Regions from separate parts of the Mus musculus genome. Here regions 2, 3, 4 and 5 are each linked to region 1. Evidence: chromatin loops called from intact Hi-C (ENCODE). Cell type or tissue: heart. All regions are shown on one strand. Region 1 has its middle 110 kb from the start of Gm41271. Region 2 has its middle 23 kb from the start of Gm34501. Region 3 has its middle 3.4 kb from the start of Gm5144. Region 4 has its middle 13 kb from the start of Gm34501. Region 5 has its middle 13 kb from the start of Tars.

Region 1 (4,000 bases):
AGATTTGCAGGAAGGTTCACAAGAGCAGAGATTTAATGAGCACTGGATATTTTCAAAAAGAGGGGACAGTTCTGTGTTTTAGCAAATAGAGGGAGGAAGTGTGAGGTGACTCATTTCAAAGGAGAAGCAGGCAAGAGGAGCCAGGAGAGATCTTTGGTTGGCATTTTGTGAGTGACCTAGACTTTGTAAAAATGGTTTCTTCTCTCTTTGTGTGGTCTGAGTAACCTCATCTGATGTCCATATCATACGAGGTTGTTTATGTCAGAGAGTGGAATAACATGGACTAGGTATGCTCAAATGGCCAAGATTTTCATTTATAGCACAGCCCAGCTAAACATGTCTCTCCCCGTCATTATTGTCCTCCCCTTTTTCCCTCCCTCCTTCTCCTCCTACTTTTTAAAGAACTAATATATATTCTAATATATATATATATTCTACATGGTTTGGAAGAATTATTTCTTCCATCTAAAATGGGTATATCGTTATATGTGTTTTCAATTTAACGGTTTTAATTCATCCACAAGCAAGTGTTGAATGGTTACAACCATTGAAAGATAATTTTCATCATAAATGAAAACTTAGATAACTAAATGACCTATTCATTTGATCTGGAACCTTGTCAATGAGAGCTCAGCCGGTGAGGGATAAGTTATAATTTAAAAAATAAAAATAAAAACTTGCCTACACCAGAAGGTATATTCTATATGTCACAAACTGAGCTCTATAACCCCTTGGATCTTTTATACACTGGCCCTTTGAGGTAATGGGCCACACAGTTTAATGCTTTTCACAGAAAAGGCATTGTAATTATGGAAAAGAAAGCAAATCAGCTAATTTAAAGTAAAGGGTTATTTTTTTTTAAGGCCACAGTAGACAATCTCAAAAACATGTATTACAAATTTCAAGTAACACTGAAACAAAATGAGTGTTTTGTTCCCGGCTTTCATGGAATTGGAGCATCAATTATTTCTGTTTCTTACTCAGCGTCTTTCCTGCTTTCTTCTTGCAGTCAGCTTCCTCCAGCCCCCATTTTACTCAGGACTGTCGAGCTGGATGATCGTGCTGCACACTGTGATACCAGCTCCAGCAGAAACTGACATTGCGATTTCACAGGACACTTTATCTTAAGACCATATAAATATCTAGCTCAGTGACTCAGCCTTGAGCCAGTTCAAATTAGGGGGGTAAATGAACTTGCTTAGATTAGTTCAGCCTGTGAAATGTTCCCTTCAGAGCAAATGTCCGCCCCGTCTAATTTAATTGTTCTGCTTCTTGTGTGTTCCTAGGCAAAGGCTAGAACTGAATTCACAACAAACCCTAATTCCAGATTCAAAGAAGTACTTCAATACAGCCCATATTAGAGTAAAAGCTGTGAAAATATAGTTCACAGGGAAGAAAATACGAATGGGTTCCAAGCACTAAAGGGGAGACTGGGGAGATCCCCAGTCCGCAGAGTGCTTACCAGGGACATGCAATGCCTGGCCCTGATACAAGCAAGTCGCTTAAGAAAAATGCTCAACGAATTCAGAGACATCTAGGAATGTGATGATATCAAGAGGTTTGACGATAGACATCAGTGAAGCTATGAGCAGATAGCACAGTGTAGACATAACTGGGAAGCATGCTTCAGTAGAGTCTTTGTGTCAGTCCACTTGACAATATGTGTAAAAATGGAATTCTCATCAAGAGAAACTAAATTAAGGCAGACTTACAGGATGAAAAGTATGTAAAAAATAGTAAGAAGATGCTTCGTGTCCTGAATATAATAAAAATGTACAAAGTTGATTCCTAAGCGAAAAATTACTCATTTTCCTCAGCCCCTCCTCATTAAGCCCAGCCTTTGCCACATTGACAGAAGAGGGCGCTATTTAACTAAAAATTTTGCCAGCCACCAATGTCTAAATGAGATGGGTTATGGCAAACTGAATGTATCATGTAAAAGTTACTATAAAATTACAAAACCAGAATCAAAATACTTCACCAGATAGAAATTTCTTCCTAGAAAGCATCACAAAACAGAAGAAAAGGAAGACACAACACCCCCCCCCCATCTGATTTCGAATTCCTGAACAAGCCTTTGCAAATGTGAACCGTCAGAAACAACATAGACAGGAAGCAGTAACTCGCAGAAGAAATTGACTAAACTCAGAAAAAAGAGACAAGGAACACACGAAAGTATCAGGACAGGATGAGCAGACTGCCAAATACCCGAGAGTCGACAAGCTCAAGTGATTAATATTATGGGATATTAAACCAGGAAAACAAAAGATTACAAAAGGGAAAAATACTGTGCCCCAAGAAACAGAAAGAAAATGGCTGAAATGGAAGATAAGCAATAAAGAAAAACAAATCCTATACTAGACTCCAAGGACATAGCTTCTATTTAAACCATGAAGAAAACAGCAGAGATAGCCAAACATCTGAATCTACATTTATAAAAGTTAGTGCACCTGGTAAAATGGACCAGCAACAGTCAGGTTAGAGACATAGCCAAGAAGAACCATAGAATCCAAAGTTGAGAAGGCAATTTTCTCGGAAATATCCTACGATTTACAAGGAAGCTTAAAAATATAGACTGGCATAAAAAACAGCTATGTAAATATTAGGAAAAAATTATAAACCATAGATTTTTATACCAGATCTTAATACCATGGAAAAATAATCTATGGACTTTGTTTACATAAATATAGGGCCTAAAAAATCTTATCAATGGGACTGGTGACAAACATTTCATGTATTTTATTACATACATAAGACTAAAGCAAATTTGAGCACAAGGATAGAAAAACAGAAAGGTGTTCATGTTCTGACAACATAGAGATGATGTAAGATGAGACAATAAATGAGATGCGAACTTGGAAAGAGTGATCATATTCACAGCCATGCCTTGTATCTAAGAGTTAATGGGTATGAGGCACCGGGGTGCCTGGGACAAGCCCAGCATTTGGGGGGATTTGACGCTACTTTGAGCTAAGAAGGACTTACTTCCAGATTATTCTTAGCACTTTTGTTTCTCAACACTTCGTCTCTTGCTGAGAATAAAAGGTTAAGTGCTCAACCCTAAATTTTACATCTTCAGAGTCTCCCAGCCTCTACTGAAAGAATTCAAGAGCTGGAGAGGAGGAGAACTGCAAAATGCTGTCCTGTAGACCTGACATGGCTGTTGTGCTCATTAACTCAACAGCAACTGCTTAAAATAATCAGTCAAGATTCCTGGATAGATGAGGAAGGGTTTGCCAGGCCCTACCCCTAACTGAGGAGCTACTGCAGTGTGGTAGCTGCCGGGGTGGGGGTGGGGGATGGATCATTCCTTTTGAGGGTCTGGCCCCTTGATAGGTTGTTGATGCTTAATCAGACATCGTGAGCCTACAGATATACGAGCAACACTAATTGTACTTAGTGGCTAACACACACACATACTCACACTCACATACATACACATACAGAGAGAGAGAGAGAGAGAGAGAGAGAGAGAGAGAGAGATGGAGAAAGAGGAGAAGAAGAAGGAGGAGAAGGAGAAGAGGAGGAAGAGGAAGAGGAAATGAAGTTGGGAAGGGGCTGGATGTGTTGGGGCTGTGTGAAGATCTACAGTGTAGAAATGGAGGGTGGAAATGATCAAGATATAGCATATATGAGTATGAAAGTTTCAAAAAATTGTAAAAACTACTCAGGAAAATGTCTGGTCCCAGAGTGGGTGCAGGTTCCAGCTGAGATTAGAACAGTGTGTGTGTGTGTGTGTGTGTGTGTGTGTGTGTGTGTGTGTGTGTGTGTGTGGTGTATGTTAGGTATGTTAGGTAGAATGAAGGGATCAAGTAGTGATTGAGAGGGAACTAAAACCTCAAGAAGTTCCATGAAAAGCTCTCACCTGCCCCACCATATACAAACAAGCATCAAAATCAATGATAGAGCAAAACCCATGAGATTTTACATAAACATAAATTCATAAAGGAACATTCTGATAGTATAAATACTCCATGCATGTGATGTAAATGAAAAAGCA
Region 2 (4,000 bases), 160 kb after region 1:
GCTCTGTTGTGCCACCATCTTCCCACCAGGATTAACTCCTAGGGTTTTATTCTAAGCATTCCTTCCCTGTGAAGATAAAGCCAAGGAGCACAGGCTGAGAGGACAGGCTGATTCTCTCAGCAAAGATTGTGTGGCTACACTATTCAAACAGAAACCAAACGAGGGGCTTTACCTTTCATCCTGGGTGTTTCGATACTACTTGAAACGTGTTTCAGCAAACACGTTGCCCTTTTTGGTGTTATCGAAAATCAATTTCCATGGTTTAAGAGTAGAATATTAAGTTCTCAGTCCTGAGGGGGTAAGTTTGCCAAAAGTGAAATCAGTTCTTTGTCAAGGAGGTGTTGAAGAAATCTGGGTAGGAGGAGGAGAAAGAAGGAAAGCTGAAGAGGAACAGAAAGAAGGAAGGAAGAGAAATAAAGGAGGGAGGGAAGAGGGAGAGGGAAGAAGAAGGAAAGAAGGAGGGAGGGAGGGAGGGAGGGAGGAAGGAAGGAAGGAAGGAAGGAAGGAAGGAAGGAAGGAAGGAAGGAAGGAAGGAAGGAAGGAAGGAAGGAGAGATTCCCCAGGACTCTGCCATCTCATTTCCATGATCAGGAACAAGTTTACAAAGGTGGATGTTGTCAGATTGTGGGGTATTATTTAGTTAAAGCTTCAGTTTAATACTTCAATTCTAGAATTTATAGGTTCTGTTCAAACAGTATTTGCTGGCCAAACACTGTGCATGCAACCTTAGGTGGTATAAAGAGTTCAAAGAGGAATTAGAACTTGTGTACTCAACTCTAACTTTTGAGAGGCGCTATTAAATGGAACACTTGGCTTCTGGTTGTATTACAATTCCTCTAGACGGAAACTAGCTAAGTTCCTATTCAAAACCTCCAGCCTGACAAGTGAATCCTTAACCCAACCTGGGAGTTTTTAAAAATCAGAACAAAATTAAACCGCTCAAAATACATAGGGAGTACAAGAGTCAGGGATACTAATGCTAGAGATGAATCAGCGCTGTTTATGAAGGACTGGGTCAGAGGACCAAACTCATTGCTCTCTCTCAGGTTCTCAATCATCCTTAGAAGTCCATCAGTCATAACTGTCTATATGTAAACAACACTCAGAAGTCAGTGTATCACAGAACACGGATGCAGACAGTAGATTAAAAAAAAGCACTTAGAACAGATAGAGGTATCAGCACACACACACGCTCACACTCACATAGAGACACACACACAAACAGTCATACTCACACAGGCATTCACACACACACACACACACACAGAGAGAGAGAGAGAGAGAGAGAGAGAGAGAGAGAGAGAGAGAGAGAGAGAGAGAGAAGCACACTGCTCCAGCATCCCGCCTCTCTACCTATGGCTTATGTGTAATCTTCAGAGTACCATTGGTATCCATGGAAGCCTGGAGTGAATTACTAAAAACAAATGTTTGACAACATCATTGACATAAAAATAAAAAATAAAAAAAACCTAGCCTTAATTTAGAACTGATCCCACCTTCTTTCTGTAATTCTGGGTCTGACACCTGGTCAGCGATGGTTAATGATTTGAATAACTGTCTGTAGAAGGTGGTGGTCTTTGGATCTGTCTAGGAGGAAATCTCTACAGAAGCCAAGAAGACAGGTATAAGAATGCTTTTGTCTCAGACTAATTACTCTAAGCCAGTGGTTCTCAACCCTCTTAATGCTATGACCTTTTAATAGAGTTCCTCATGTTATAGTGACCCCCAACAATAAAACTATTTTTGTTGCTATTTCATAACTACAATTTTGCTACCGTTATGAATCATAGTATAAATACCTGATAGGCAGAATATCTGATATTCAAGTTTGTGAAAGGGTCATTTGACCACCCAACCAAGAGGTCTTGATGCACAGGTTAAGAACCACTTGTCTAAGGGCCATTTGTTAACAGTTGCCCTGAGCCCTGACTTAGTCTGTGGGGTCACATTACGCAGACAAAACCTGTGCATCGCCACATAGCTCACTTGTCTTAAGTCAGATAGGATGATGTACTGTTTTGTTTTGTTTTGTTTCTCATAGAGAAAGAAAATTGTCACTAGCCCCTTGACTTCAGGACAAAAGATTTCATATTGCTTGATTCTTACAGTTCAAACAGCATGAAGCCAGATTTCGCCAATAAGCTTTTCCTGTGTGTTCAGGAGAAAACACAAACCCACATGAAGACAAAACCCACTGGATGAGTCCTTCAGAGTGTTCCCCAATTCTCAGCTCCCTCACGCCCCAGCTTAGCATGCCCCCCACCATGTTCTGGACTTATTCCTAAACAGAAAAACAGAAACTAGAAGTTAGGGTTGCATGAACACGTGTGCAGGAAATAAAAGAACATATGGAGAAAAATAGACAAAGACATCATGACTAGAGATGACACAGAGAGGCAAGGCGACAAACCAGACAAGATGGCTTGATCCCCACCTCAGACACTGAGCATCTGGGATATGCATTGCCTCTTTCTCCCTGCATCCAGGTGGTGGCACTGGTGTTCTTTCTGCCTTACCCTGTGGGCAGTATTCAGCTCCCTAAAACAGCAGGACCACGTAAGGAAAAGATGAGGGATACTTGACTGCCTGGAACTGGTTTTGTTGAAACAATCCTTCTGAAAATGTCATTCTTTTGTGGGCATGTTACTTTAATGAAGACCTAGTTAAGTCTAAGAAGAAAGAAGAGAGATTTGTGCAAAAATGGGAAGTCATGTGTAGAGGAGATGCTCAGATATTGGGCAGAGCTTTTACAGTATTTTACAGTGGTCTTAAAGATGACTGAGCCAGACAATTAATATCCAAAACTATATAGATCATAGCTACCATCACATAGAGCCCTACAGTTCTCGAGAACTTGTACAGCCTGGAAGCTTTTGACAGTTTACCCATGTTGTTATTCTAACAAGTGCTACATTTTGAGCATGCAAAGAGAGAGGCCTGCTGACTGGTACAAGCTCATGCGGCCAAGCTGGTGATAAAGGACCTTCTCTCCTGATGAGTGAGCAAAGACATCCAGTGATAAAAACACAGCTGTATGGGTGTGTGAAATTCCCACAGTTCTTTTTTCATTGGGTTACGCTGAGGAATTCTCTAACCATGTTGCAAGTAATTTTGGAGTACATGATTTGCAAATAAACAGTTGCCCATGTGTTGACAACCCTCAAGACTCAAGCCTAGTAATGAGTATAAGATACAAATAGAGTAACGTATGCAGTCCAGAGGTCCTAGAAAAGTTACTGAATCCTTTCTTCTCTTTTAATGTTCCTCAACAAAGCTGAATCTTACCATGGATCCTGTGGTGGTACATATAAAACATGAGTGATGGCTTGCCTTCTTGTCCCCCATTAGCCTTGATCACAAAGTGACTGAGAATCAAGGCCACCTTTCTTCTTACACCCCTAGTGTCCTCTTCTGTAAAACACAATAATTCAATTGTATTAGTCTTTAAACCTCATCCATCCTATTTAGATTCATAGTTCTGATGAAAATATCTTTGTATGCAAATGTTCCTCTGCCTGAAATTACTTCTGGCTAGAGTCGAACTCATGAGCTCTTCATCCTGAGACTAAAATGTCCACGAGAATACACCAGGGCTGGGGATATGGCTCAGAGGTGAGTGCCTGTTACACAAACATAAGAACCTGAAATCAGAGCACCAGCACTCACATAAAACCTCATGTGTGTGCCCGTCATGTTATCATTAGAAGGTGGAGACAGAGGGGTTCCTGGAGCTGATGACCAGTCAAATCTTCAAGCTCCACGTTCAGTAAAGAGCCTCTATCTCAAAAAATAAGGTGGAGAACCATTTTGGGAGACACAAACATTTCTCTCTGGCCTCTCTATATACATTCAGTACACAACAAACAGACACACACACACACACACACACACACACTAATGAACTCACACACACATATACACTGGAACACATACACACCACCATCACCATTCACAGACACACATAGAAACATGTACACATGCAAAAACCACATAGACACAC
Region 3 (4,000 bases), 320 kb after region 1:
TTCAGTTGGACAGTGATCCCTAAGCCTTCGCTGTAAGTAGGGGCTTCTAAATCCTAGGTGAGCTTTTGTTTATTTAATTAGAACTGCTAACCAGTTCTAAGAGAGGTGGATATATAAATTTGAATTCTGAAGAGTTATCCACGTACGTTGGAAACTGACATTTAGCACTTCGCAGCAATTAAATCCTTCCTGAACACTTGGGAGAGCAAACATTTGTTTATAGAGTCATCGTTATTTAAGAAAAAAATAAACAGCTAAATCCTGGATTCCGAGGGTCTTAGTGGATTTCAACTGGTTGCCAGGAGACGTGAAGGACGGAGCCGGTTTCCTATTACTACCCGGTATGCCCTGTGTCTGGGGAACACCAGCCAACAGCGGTATGATTCTGCAGTGTACCATGTGGGCTCACTGGAAGAGTCTGGGATTTCAGGGGCACCGGGTATGGAGTGCCTCTCGCATCTCTGGCGCTGCCCAGCCTCGCTCTTGGGTCAACAGCAGGGCAGTGCACTTACGTTATGGCTAGCACCCTGGCCTCCCTGTGGCCTTTGGGTAGAAGCACTCAGCTTCCAGCCTGTTGTTAAAGAGCACAGACAACAGGAAATGGTGGATCAGTCCAGAAACAGAGGGGAGGGGAACACAGGGTTGCTGTCCGCGTGCATGTTCAACACATCCTTGCAGATTCCAACTGAACAGATGCTGAGATTTTTTTTAAAAGGTCTTCCAGTGCCAACAGTGCAAGATTATTAACAGTAACAAGTCTATTGTGCTCTTGGGAGGTTTGTGTTTACTTATTCTGGGTGTTAGGAGGATCTGTTTACTTTCCATCAGAGTTCTTTGGGCAACCAGCTAAAACTACCATGTATAACTATCACATAGTTCTGCCATCTTAGTCCAGAAAAAAATGAACTGTGACCCAAAGAATGTACAAGTTACATTTATTTTTTTAAAGATTTATTTATTAAGTTATTTATTATAAGTTCACTGTAGCTGACTTCAGACACACCAGAAGAGGGTGTCAGATATCATTATGGATGGCTGTGAGCCACCATGGGATTTGAACTCAGAGCCTTTGGAAGAACAGTCAGTGCCCTTACCCACTGAGCCATCTCACCAGCCCCTACAAGTTGCATTTAAACAGCTCTTTGTCTCCTGAGGATATTTACTGTTGGAAAAGGTCACCTACAATACTATGTAAAATAGGGTTGGTAACCAAGCAGATTGTCACTGTCAATCATATTCTGTGTATCACATTTTTAACTGGGCCTGGTGACACAAACTACTCAGGAGGATATCAAAGGCTGCCTGGGCTGCAGAATAACACAAGGCCAGCCTGGGTGATTTAATTTTACAAGGTCCCATCACCAATAAAAGGTAAAAAAGAAAGCTGGAGATGGGAGTTACTTGGCTAAGATAAATTCAATGCAATGTAACACACACACACACACAAACACTGGCACGCACCATCTTATAATATCTTAGCAATATGTTTTTAGGCTTTCCAGAACAGTAAAACTGAACACCACTTGATAAAGATAACTTTTGTAACATTTTTTATCATAAATGTTAGTAAAATAGGAAAGAAAAGGGATAAGTAGAAACAGTCTTGCGTTCAGGTTTTACATACTGTTCCTTTCAACTCCAAACAAAAAAACAAAAACCTAATCACTGAAATTGGGGAAGGGCCATGTTTTTCACATTCAGAATTCAGTTATCAACTTCGATTGTCAAAGAAAACAAAGGAATAAAATTAGCTAGCTGAAAGCCTAAACATATTAATGTTAAATGCGATATTACAGAAACTCATAGACGTTTTAAAAGATTTAGAAATGTTTTCATCAATATCCAAGAACTATTTTGTTTCTAGTTCTGTCAGTGAGTTTTGTGTCCAGGTATTTTTTTTGGCCACAGCCCCACAGTATGGAGAAGTTATGTGTCATTTCAAAGAATGATTCTTTGAAATGTACTTTTAAAATGTCTGGGGCATTTTTCTCCACAATCCCCCTGCCTCAGAACCCTGGCCTGAAACTCGTGAAGTGAGGGTCCTTGCAGATTTTCCAAGGTCCTTCCATCTTGTCCAGCCAATCCCGAGGTCACACTGAAGACTACCACAGTGAAGCCTTAATGCACAAGAAAATCCCTTCTGCACGACAGAATTGTTGAAAACACACTTCCCCCTAGAGGCAGAAAAGATGAAAGGCCCTGACACATATCCAAAAACCCTTTCTGAAGTTCAATGAGTACTGAGACTTCCATTTCTAAACATACAGTTAATGTTTTAGAGAACGCTATTGAAGAAACGAGAGAAAAATCAGTAGACACCAAAAAATTAGATTAGAATTTGCCTCTAGGTCTCCGCTCTCCTTGGGAGGACTCTATTAATTGGCCCCACTTCTTCTATTATACAAATCTGTGATTTTTTTAGCCAATATTACAAATAATAGTAAGTATGTATTTTTATTTAAATGTGTGACTCAATTTAATTAGAAGCTATAGTTACATGTAGCCTTCAAGGGCTTCTCTTGAAAGCACAGAGCTTTTCATCTACTACAATAGTGTTTTCGATTCTCTGAAGATGTTCTGAGGCATGTGACATTAGAAAGATTTCTGAAAGCCATATTGCCCATCTAAGACTTGGCCTGAGTACAGACATAAGAAATGCATATAATATAGTGTTGTTAGTTTATAGACAACATGTCTAATGGAGTAAAAAGAACTCTGCGGGCCAGGGAGATGGCTCAGCACACATATAAAGGTACCTGCAATCAAGCCCGGTGGCCTGAGTTCAATCCCTTCAGATGCATATGGCAGAAGGAAGGAGTGAACTGTCCTAAGCCTCCCCGTGACCTCCACACATATTACACACACACATGTATTCACACACACACACACACACACACACATGTATTCACACACTTTGTAAATTTTAAAAAGTTGAAAACTATATGTGCTTTAAATTCACATATAGCAATACTGATTATATTTGGGTTTTTTTTTTTCTTCTCTTTTTCTTTTAGCTGTATCCTTTCTTTGGAAAAGAATCTGAGAAAGTGCATAAATATATACAATGGAATTTTAGGCACATGGATAACTCCTCTATTAGGTTTTGCTGTCTGAGGATCTCCTTCTCCTTTGGCCTTTAGACTTGGCCCTAGTCCTCAGAGATGCTCGCTCTTCCGTCTGAGTACCACAGCACTCCTCGAGTCTGCGATCACACTAAGCTGTATTGCTACCTACCTTTCTTTTTTAATTTGGGTGTAAGTTAGGTTTTATCCTCCAGAGTAGTTAGCATGCACTTAGAAATTTCACAAGCAGACATGTAAGTTGTCATCCAATAGATTAAACCTTCGGTTTTCTTATTTGCTTGCTTGCTTGCTTGCTTGCTTGTTTGTTTGTTTGTTTTGTTTGCTTGTTTCTTGAGACAGTATCTTATGTAGCCCAGGCTAGGCTTGAATTCCTGATTCTCCTGCTTCTGCTTACTAAGATCTGAGATCATATATGTAACCACTACACATAGCAATTTTCTAGCTCTTAAATCTAGATTTTAATCTAATGTATAAATGAGATTGGGGGAAAGTAGAAGCTAACGTCTTGATGTCCGCTTGAAAATTATTTAATGGTCATTATTGTCATGGGTTTGATTTAATGCCTAGTTTTTAAAGTTCTACAGACCATAGATTTTGAGTTAGTGATTTGCAAAGAAGGAAGAAATCAGTTCAAAACTCCAAAATACTTAGCCCTTGTGCAACTTGTTTAAAATAACCTACTGCTACAAATAACCTAATTTATAATGGATGGAACTGTTTGGCAATATCACTTTGATATTGGTCCCAGATTTCCACCAGATATTTTCTGTTAAGCTTGACAAGAGCTTTGATCAATAGGAGTCCTTCTACAGAAGTTCATTTGCCCGTCCACCATGCAGCTGATACAGCACTCCTCAGAAATACAGACCAAAAACTAGAGAAAGCAGGAACTGTTGGAGAAGTAATGAACAGGGGAG
Region 4 (4,000 bases), 150 kb after region 1:
AGAGAGAGAGAGAGAGAGAGAGAGAGAGAGAGAGAGAGATTAGCCATGCTTATTCTAAGTTTAACTATAAGTTTAAATTAGAAGAACAAGAAAATCAAGGCTTTCAATATGGATATGTGTTAATTTTAAATGAAGAAAATTACCATTTTCTTTTAGTTGCACATATCACGCCTCAAGTAAGAATTCCTTAAAGGTCTTACTAAACACTGCCACTTTGGGATTGTGTGTACTAACTTTCAAAAGGGATGCTTTCGAAAGGGATGACAGATTTAGATGAGCGTCCATTCTGTAATGTTTGCCTTCAGGGATCCACTACTTTATAATCATGCTTCTATTTTAGTTATTTTTTTTTTACGAATATAAGCCATGACATGCATCCTATGAGAGACATGATTTTAAAAATAAGGGAAATAAACAGATGACACTCGGGTCAGGGCATGGAGCCAGCTGCCCAGGCAGTCGTCTCCAAAGCTGGTCTCTGATTAGTTCTGGGAAGCAGAGCAGCAACGGGGTGACAAACACTGTCGACCCTTGCCCTGGTGGGTACTTAGAGCCTAAGAAGTCGCATTATCACTCCGGTCTTAAGGAGCAGAATCAGTTCCTGGAGGTATCAATAATTTGCCTCCACAGGCAGTAGAACGAGGGCCTGTTGAGTTTTCAGACCAGCGCGCTGAGAGGGCACACACAGGGGACCCACATCAATACACATATATTTCTGTCAACTCCATAACCAACTAAAACAGCCACACCCTCAACACAAACTGCCCGTAACCCAAGGGCTAATTAAACACAAACAGCGCTGTTATCACTCACCACTGGATGGAGTGGTGTATGGGAAGGGTGTTCTGAGGGAGAGTGCCCTGTCACTACTGAGGCTTTCTATGAAAGGAACCTTCTGAACCTTACTGATGGAGGAACAGGAGGGAGAAGGGAGAAAGAAGACTGTGGTAGTGGCTGAGAGCTCTAGGCCATTTGGAGATTCGTGTTGAAGAAGGCCGATTACCGACTTCTTCCCAGCCTGGGCCTGGGTGGCTGCAGCTCTCTCTGTGGCTGAGTAGGCGTGGAACGGCAAAGGAGCTGGGGACAGTGGGAAGCCAGCGCTGGTTCCTTCTGCCACTGGAGAGGAGAAGCAAGCATGGGGCCCGTCGTAAAAAGAAAACATTGTAAAGTGCCTGTTTATGTGCTGAAGTAATTTCTAATTAGTGGAGGCAGGGACCGTGGTCCGCTGTGGTTAAAGGAGGGGGCGTGACACCAGGACAGTGGCCACGCTGTTCCTTCTGCTTTGCCTTCTCCTGTGGCGGCTGCAAGTCACCTCACTCTTCTCCCAGAGAGCTGCCAGCTATAGGATTTGGGTAAAATCCCCCATCCATTCATCCTGAACAACTGGCATTCATTGTCCTGCCCTTTAGTATTTAGGCTAATTAATAGCATCCCTTTGAGGCCAAGAATTATTCCGAGACGATGATGCTTTTAGCTGAGGGTGATGGGAGGAGGCACACAGAGCTGAAGTGATTTCCCTCCAGGGGCTGGAATCCCTAAGTGTGGGCAGAAAGCTAACTAATCGTGGGCTATCATCACTCAGCCCTACACCCTCCCAGACCACACCAGGGAGCTCGCAGGGTGCCCTGAGGATAAATGACTGTTTATTCAGCTTTAGGGACAACTTCAGATTAGGTGCTAAAGAAATACAAAGCATTACTGATACAGATGGGGCCTTTATTTTCTCATAACAGCGCTAAGCTCACCGGGTACTGCTAGTTCCTGGCCATAGCTCCAATGGAGTTTGTCACAAGAATAAGCTTTTGGAGCCAGGACGAATTAACGACTCCTCCTTCATTTTATCCGATAATTTTTTTAAGGGAAAAAAAAACATACAATATGCTCCTTGTAAAACAAAATTTAAATAATCAAGACGTTCACATTAAAAAGTAGGAAAAAAGACTATGTTCCTCCCTCAAATTTTAGTTAATGTCTACCCTAAGTCCCCCGGCCACTCACTGACACTGCCTGGTTTCTTATAAGAAAGCACAAAAGAAAGGACCGGTTTGTGAGAAGACAGAAAGCCAGTGACGGAGTCCTTTAAGGTCCGTATGCTTTTCGTTTCTTTATCAGACCATAATACCTACCTCAGGCAGACAGGATGAAGATTAAATAAGATGTCTGCTTTGTAGTAGCCACTGTTTCTAGGAATATATGTGTATCCCTAAATTTTCCAAAGTCATTACAAGCATGACTTTTACCCAGAGCCGACTTGGTGTGTTTTATAAACGAAGAAGAAGAAGCCAGGGATGTTTGGTAGAGGCTTGTTATGATGGGGGGGGGGGGGGGTGCCTCTGTGGGCCTATGCTGAGGCATCTCTTCCCATGGGGAGGGGAATTGAGGGAGGGAAGGAGGGAGGGAGGAAGGGAGGGAGGGAGGGAGGGAGGGAGGGAGGGAGGGAGGGAGGGAGAGGCCTGAAATGAAAGAGGCTGGGAGGGGAATGAGGAGAGGAGGGACAGAGAGGAAAGAGGGTAAAAGAGAAAGAGCAAGAGAGTAAGAGAGTGAGGAGGGGGCGAGCAGCCTCTTTTATAGTGAGTCAGGCACACCTGGCTGTTGCCAGGTAACTATGGGATGGAGCCTAGATGAAATGCCAATGCTACTTGTACCCAACTTCTGCAATGGCTGAACATCCTTCCGTATTAGTTTGCAAAGATGGGTTGATGATCAGAATATTAACAACCAGCTGGCCTCTTTCCTGAGCAAAAAGAATATGCTGGATAATAAAAGTACATGCCGAGCAAAAGCAGCAGCAGGGAGGGGCTTTGTAGTGATGCGGAAGACATCGGATCATATTGACATCCTTATCCTATCCCTACCTTCAAGCATTTAAATAAAATGGATGGACAAAAATAAAGATATCAGAGGTGGGGGGAGCCAGCTGAATTTCAACGGACTCTTTACTGTCCCTTTAGAATGGGTTATCATTATCAACGCTTTAAGAAGCATGTATGTAGATTTTTCTCATTGATTTCTTGCTTCATTGCTTTGTATCAGGGAGCATGCTGTCTATGTCTTCTCTGCTCTGGAATTAGTTAGTCAAGCATTATTCTGACCCAGCATGTATGTGATTGAACTTTCCCAACACTCCATGTGTGATTTTTGTTGACATCATTGTCACTTGCTTAGATTATTTTTCAGTCTCATAAGATTATTCAACTTTATGCGTATTTAACAGATCTTTTTTAAAAAGCACATGAAGGCCGACACCTTTATAGCTTGAATTGAAACTGAAACTTGCCACTCATTTTCTTTTCTTTTTAAAAAAATCGACAGGAAAAAAAAGTTCTTAGTGGGAAAGGTCATGGATTAAACTGGACTGGTAAATATTTTGACGATGGTCAACAAAAGACTTGGGTTTGAGACCTTAAACTAGGTAACAAACAAAAGGAAAACATATTTCACAAGAAGCATGTCTTTAAATTGCTGGCCACTGCACTACACCCTGTGGGCAGACAGCAAATACAGTCATTCCTCCTTTAATGAGATCACAGGGCCTGGGACTAACGCCAACATTGTAGACTAATGATGATTTTTAAGGTATTGGGTTATATACATGCTATGGTTTCTGCAGAAACCATTTAATATATGTTATCTAGCTTCCTCAATAATTACCTTTATATACTTATAAGCATTTTAAATCTTGCCTTGGGTATTTAATATTGGCTCTGTGAATCTGTTGAGTTTACACTTGTTTATGGCTGAGTCTGTGCCCTTTCCTTCTTCACTAACTCCTAAGTTGTTTTCACTCACTTCAGGTGGATAAAATAGCAGAGGGGATTGGCTGATATTTTGGTTCAGGAACATTTATTTGTGGGTGCTAATTTACCATCCCTAAGGTCACTAATAAAAGAAATAGAGAATTGTCAATAGTTTAATGCTTTTAACTGGAAGGTGTCCTGCTCTGTGTGTCCAACTGTAACATCTGGAGTCCTTCAAGACTGTGAAACACATTTGCTGATGT
Region 5 (4,000 bases), 180 kb before region 1:
CAGGTTAAACTTCCTTTCCCCTTATAAGGTCATATCCAGCAGCACCTGGGATTCCTCCTTATATAAATGAGGCATCCGCAGCACCCTGGCCCCCATAGCCCCTACTCACTGCTCCTCAAAGCCTTTGTTCCTTCCGATTAAATGAATGTCTGTCTACTGAGCAGCCTGTTTCACTTCCTGCTCTCTGACTGCCTGAAGTCTCTATGGCCCAGCCATTTCTGCCTTGTTTTTTCCCTCAGGCCAACATAGGCAATCATGCCTTTAGAGAGAAGGAACCGAGTGGGATTACAGAGATGAGCCACCAGGCATGGTTTTCTTGTGATCAACTTCTCCGTGGATGGTGACATTATAACAGGCCCCCAGAATTTAGAAGGCCCTCACATCCTTAGCACAACCGACTCCATGGTAGAAGTACCATTCAGGCTGTAAAACTCAGTAGACAGGACCACCAACTAAAACAAACAAAGCCTTAAACCACCAAAGTCCAGAGTTCTGGGAACATTTCTAAATGTACTAAGCTCTTTGGCGTCTGTATTTCACTTCTGGCTATTTGTTCTTGTTAGCTGAAGTACATCAACCCAGGGCATGGCTTTTGTCTTTAAAACCTCACCCTGGGAAAGGTGTGGGTATATGCTGGAATCCAGAACACCTAGTCCTCAGCCAGCGAGTAGACTTTCAATCGGCTTAAACCTGTGTCTGAGTAGTCTTCTCCAGTGATACCCACAGCAGAAATCATACATTCTTCCATGGGTGAGAAAATGAAGAGTCTCAGAAGCAGTGCTGAGCTCCGCCCATGACTGTTCATGAGTGCATTTAAGAGGACAGCTCTCCAGCTGCAGGGGGGTTTAGGATCTAAGGGACCAGCTTTTGTGTTCCTTCCCCTTTCATCTTGCTTTCCCTACTCAGTTTGCAACAAGAAGGAGGCCAGAACCTCAATAGAGACTTCACTGAGTTCCATTTTTATTATCAGTCTGTTCCTGAGGGGGAAACAGAGATGCTCAACGGTTTTTGTTTTGATTTGTTTTTCTACTTTTATATCATCTGGCATTAGGACTTTCTCCCTCTTTCCTTGATCGTCTCGATGAACTTAGTCATTGGACAATGTAATTTGCTTGTAGCAAGAAGTTCCCAGTTGGTTTCAGAGAGAGGGAGCAAGCAAAGTTCTCTATGATCTGTGTCCACACATGTACGCTGATTGAATTTCTATATTCCCCTCAAGCCAACTCTGTGCTTTGCAGACTTGTTAATGGAGTTAGAGGCAATAAATAACCGGAACACGTGCAGTATTTCAGTGTGAGGATTTCATGTTTACTTGGTCATCGCTGGGGAACACAATCCTTACAGCTCGCTTATTTGGATGACATCATCGGGTCATTGTTCTCGTTACTGTGTTCAGGTGGTGTGTGTGTTCCTGTTGTAAACTCTAACACTTTTCTATCCCAGCTGTAGAACTGTGTATCAGGTCTTCTATTTCCCCTCAACTTCAGACATTCAGGGCAGGACATTAACTTATTTTAAATGAAATAAAATATTAAAGAATCAAGAAAGTGAAGCTCTCTAATGTTTCAAATCTGACCGCTCTTTCAACCCAGACACACAATCCAACAGCCTATCTCTGAAACTCAACAACCAGGTGAGAAAGCTGTCCATTGTTAACGGTTTCCTGGTTTAACAACATAGTGTCTAAGGTTACTCAGCCAAAGGAATGGTCAAATGTTTCTTCCAATATTGTTTGCTTCACCCACAGAATGAAACAGCCAGGTGTCTGTATCTTTTACTTTCGGTTTTTTATTTTAATGTAAAGTGTGTTCTGGTAGTATAAGCCAACAGAAGACACCTACACCTTGAAGTCAAATTTATAGCTTTTATCTGTAAGCAAGCCAGGTTGTAGTGGAAGTGAGCCACTTTCTCATTTTGAATGCCTTTCTGGAAAACTTTGACCTTCCAGAGGCCAGCTTGTCTCACTCTTGCCCTTGGATCAGATTCCTTCAGAGATGAACTGAGTGTCCACTCAGGCTGTTGGTGAGCTTCGAATCAGGGACACAGCCTTTCCAGGGAGGTTCTCTGCTCTCACTGACTTCAAGGAAAACTGAGCTCAGACAGAAGGAGGCGTGGCAAGGATAACTAGGCCAGGGACTTTGGTTTTTAGGAATATTTTTGAGATAGCATTCTTTAGATGAATCAATGGTAATGTATGGTTTTTAGCAAATTTATTTTTAATTCAAAGACAATCCTGTGGGAAAAATATGTGCAAGTTCCCCCTCCCCTGACAAGCACACTCCTTGAAGCTGATGAAGGTTCTACTAGCATAGTTAAGGATTTGGTAATAAATTTGAGAAGAAGAATAAAAGGCACCCCAAACACCTTACTTGCTGATTCTAAGTTGCTGTAATAAACAAGATAGTAATTATAATATCAATACTTAATCTCTCCTCTCTCTCTCTCTCTCTCTCTCTGTGTGTATGTATAGGAATTTGAAAACTATTCATTTTCTGTTTCTGTGAAACACATTCTGTCATCCTCTATCATGCTCTGCCTTTACCTGCCTTAGCTTGGCTTCTCAGAGATTTTCTCTACACCTCATTCACTTCTCTAGTCCTGGGGTTCACCCGCCACTTGTGTTTGAGTATCATCTTACTGCATACCCCCCTTTAAAAAAAAAGAATCTTTTTTTTAAATTGCAATTAGGTCCAACTGAGGGGAAAACTATATTATGTTTCTGATAGTACATTAAATTATAGTTCTTTGGGACAAACAATTAAAAATATAAGATTAAGATACATGACTACATGGGGATTAGACTGAAGTTTTGAAAACCAGATGTTTCAAGGGAAACTCTTTGCAAATGAAGTAGAAAGTACAAATGCATGACTGCAGGGTCTACAGCATGCTATGCATGCAGAGTGACTGCAGGGTCTACAGCATGCTGTACATGCAGTGACTGCAGGGTCTACAGCATGCTATACATGCAGTGACTGCAGGGTTTACAGCATGCTATACATGTAGAGTGACTGCAGGGTCTAAGGCATGCTACATGTGTAATCCATTTCATCTCTCTTTAGAGACACCAGAGCGAAAAATATGTGATATTTGAATCCCCAAATTGTCTGGAGAGTTGATCAATTATCCACTTATTGAGTTAAAACTGATATTCTAGGAAACTACAGCACTGATTTTAATGATTATTCCCAGAGAGAGATAATTATGGTCTTCTTTGTCAGTTCTGGCAAAACTGACTTTGTTGGAAAGAGCAAAACATAAGAAAAATTGTAATTTTATACCAGCACTAGGGAAATTTGTCAACTTGTCTCCTGTTCTGGTTTATAAAGCTCATTTTATTTTTATTTACTTAGCTTTGTATGCATGTGTGTGTATGTGTGTGAGAGTGTATGCTTGCATGTGTGTGTGAATGCACATGTGCATGTGCTTGTGTGCTTGTACATGTACCCATGTGAGCACTCATGCATGCACATGCGTGTGTGTGTGTACATGCATGTATCACAGTGAAGAGCAGAGATCAGACGGCTCTGTGGGTAAATGGTCTTCGTCCATAGGTTGCAGGGATTAAGCTGTGGCCCTTAGGCTTGGCAACAAGAACGGTTACTTGCTAATTAGAAACAGAGCGAATTTTAGATAATCATTGGCCTTGTGAGCGTCAAATCCATGTCTAGGTACAACACACAGCTAACATGTCCATAGAGGGTTCGTGCTGTTCAAAGCAAACTGATGACAGCGAGACCACCCCCCCCTTGTCACTCCAAAACAAACAAAAACAAAAACAAACAAAAAAACAAAACAAAACAAAACAAAACAAAACAAAAAAACACATTTTCATGTTCCTAAACATGGATGTGTTCACCCTAGAACATTTGGAAAATAGATAACAGTCCATGAAATACATAAAACTCGATTCATCCTGACGCCATAGACAAGTACTGTTATCATACGGTGTTTTCCCCCCAGACTTATCCATACTCGTTTGCGTCACTATGTGTATATC

What was found. Hi-C counts contacts between places; a loop is a spot of excess contacts. Peaks named below come from ENCODE experiments on the same cell type or tissue, not always from the same donor. Only the 100,000 strongest peaks of a DNase experiment are listed, where the experiment ranks them.
Region 2: a loop joins it to region 1, with 2.6 times the contacts of the local background. A loop is called at or near these places in 7 of 42 quality-filtered maps.
Region 3: a loop joins it to region 1, with 4 times the contacts of the local background. A loop is called at or near these places in 21 of 42 quality-filtered maps.
Region 4: a loop joins it to region 1, with 3 times the contacts of the local background. A loop is called at or near these places in 9 of 42 quality-filtered maps.
Region 5: it touches region 1 in a loop (4-fold over the local background); 20 of 42 quality-filtered maps call a loop at or near these places.

The regions. Positions count from the first base shown.
Region 1 is chr15:11,588,869-11,592,868 of GRCm38, forward strand. No RefSeq gene overlaps it. Among named protein-coding and RNA genes, the nearest start is that of Gm41271, 110 kb to the right of the region's middle. In heart, a CTCF peak has its summit at 1,834 (motif pointing right); no DNase peak of the experiment used is centred here; H3K27ac peaks cover 672 bases.
Region 2 is chr15:11,750,929-11,754,928 of GRCm38, forward strand. No RefSeq gene overlaps it. Among named protein-coding and RNA genes, the nearest start is that of Gm34501, 23 kb to the left of the region's middle. In heart, a CTCF peak has its summit at 2,485; a DNase peak (open chromatin) is centred at 2,503.
Region 3 is chr15:11,907,915-11,911,914 of GRCm38, forward strand. No RefSeq gene overlaps it. Among named protein-coding and RNA genes, the nearest start is that of Gm5144, 3.4 kb to the left of the region's middle. In heart, a CTCF peak has its summit at 2,185 (motif pointing left); a DNase peak (open chromatin) is centred at 537; H3K4me3 peaks cover 710 bases; H3K27ac peaks cover 494 bases.
Region 4 is chr15:11,740,970-11,744,969 of GRCm38, forward strand. No RefSeq gene overlaps it. Among named protein-coding and RNA genes, the nearest start is that of Gm34501, 13 kb to the left of the region's middle. In heart, no CTCF peak of the experiment used is centred here; a DNase peak (open chromatin) is centred at 1,552; H3K4me3 peaks cover 1,063 bases; H3K27ac peaks cover 2,134 bases.
Region 5 is chr15:11,410,725-11,414,724 of GRCm38, forward strand. No RefSeq gene overlaps it. Among named protein-coding and RNA genes, the nearest start is that of Tars, 13 kb to the left of the region's middle. In heart, no CTCF peak of the experiment used is centred here; no DNase peak of the experiment used is centred here.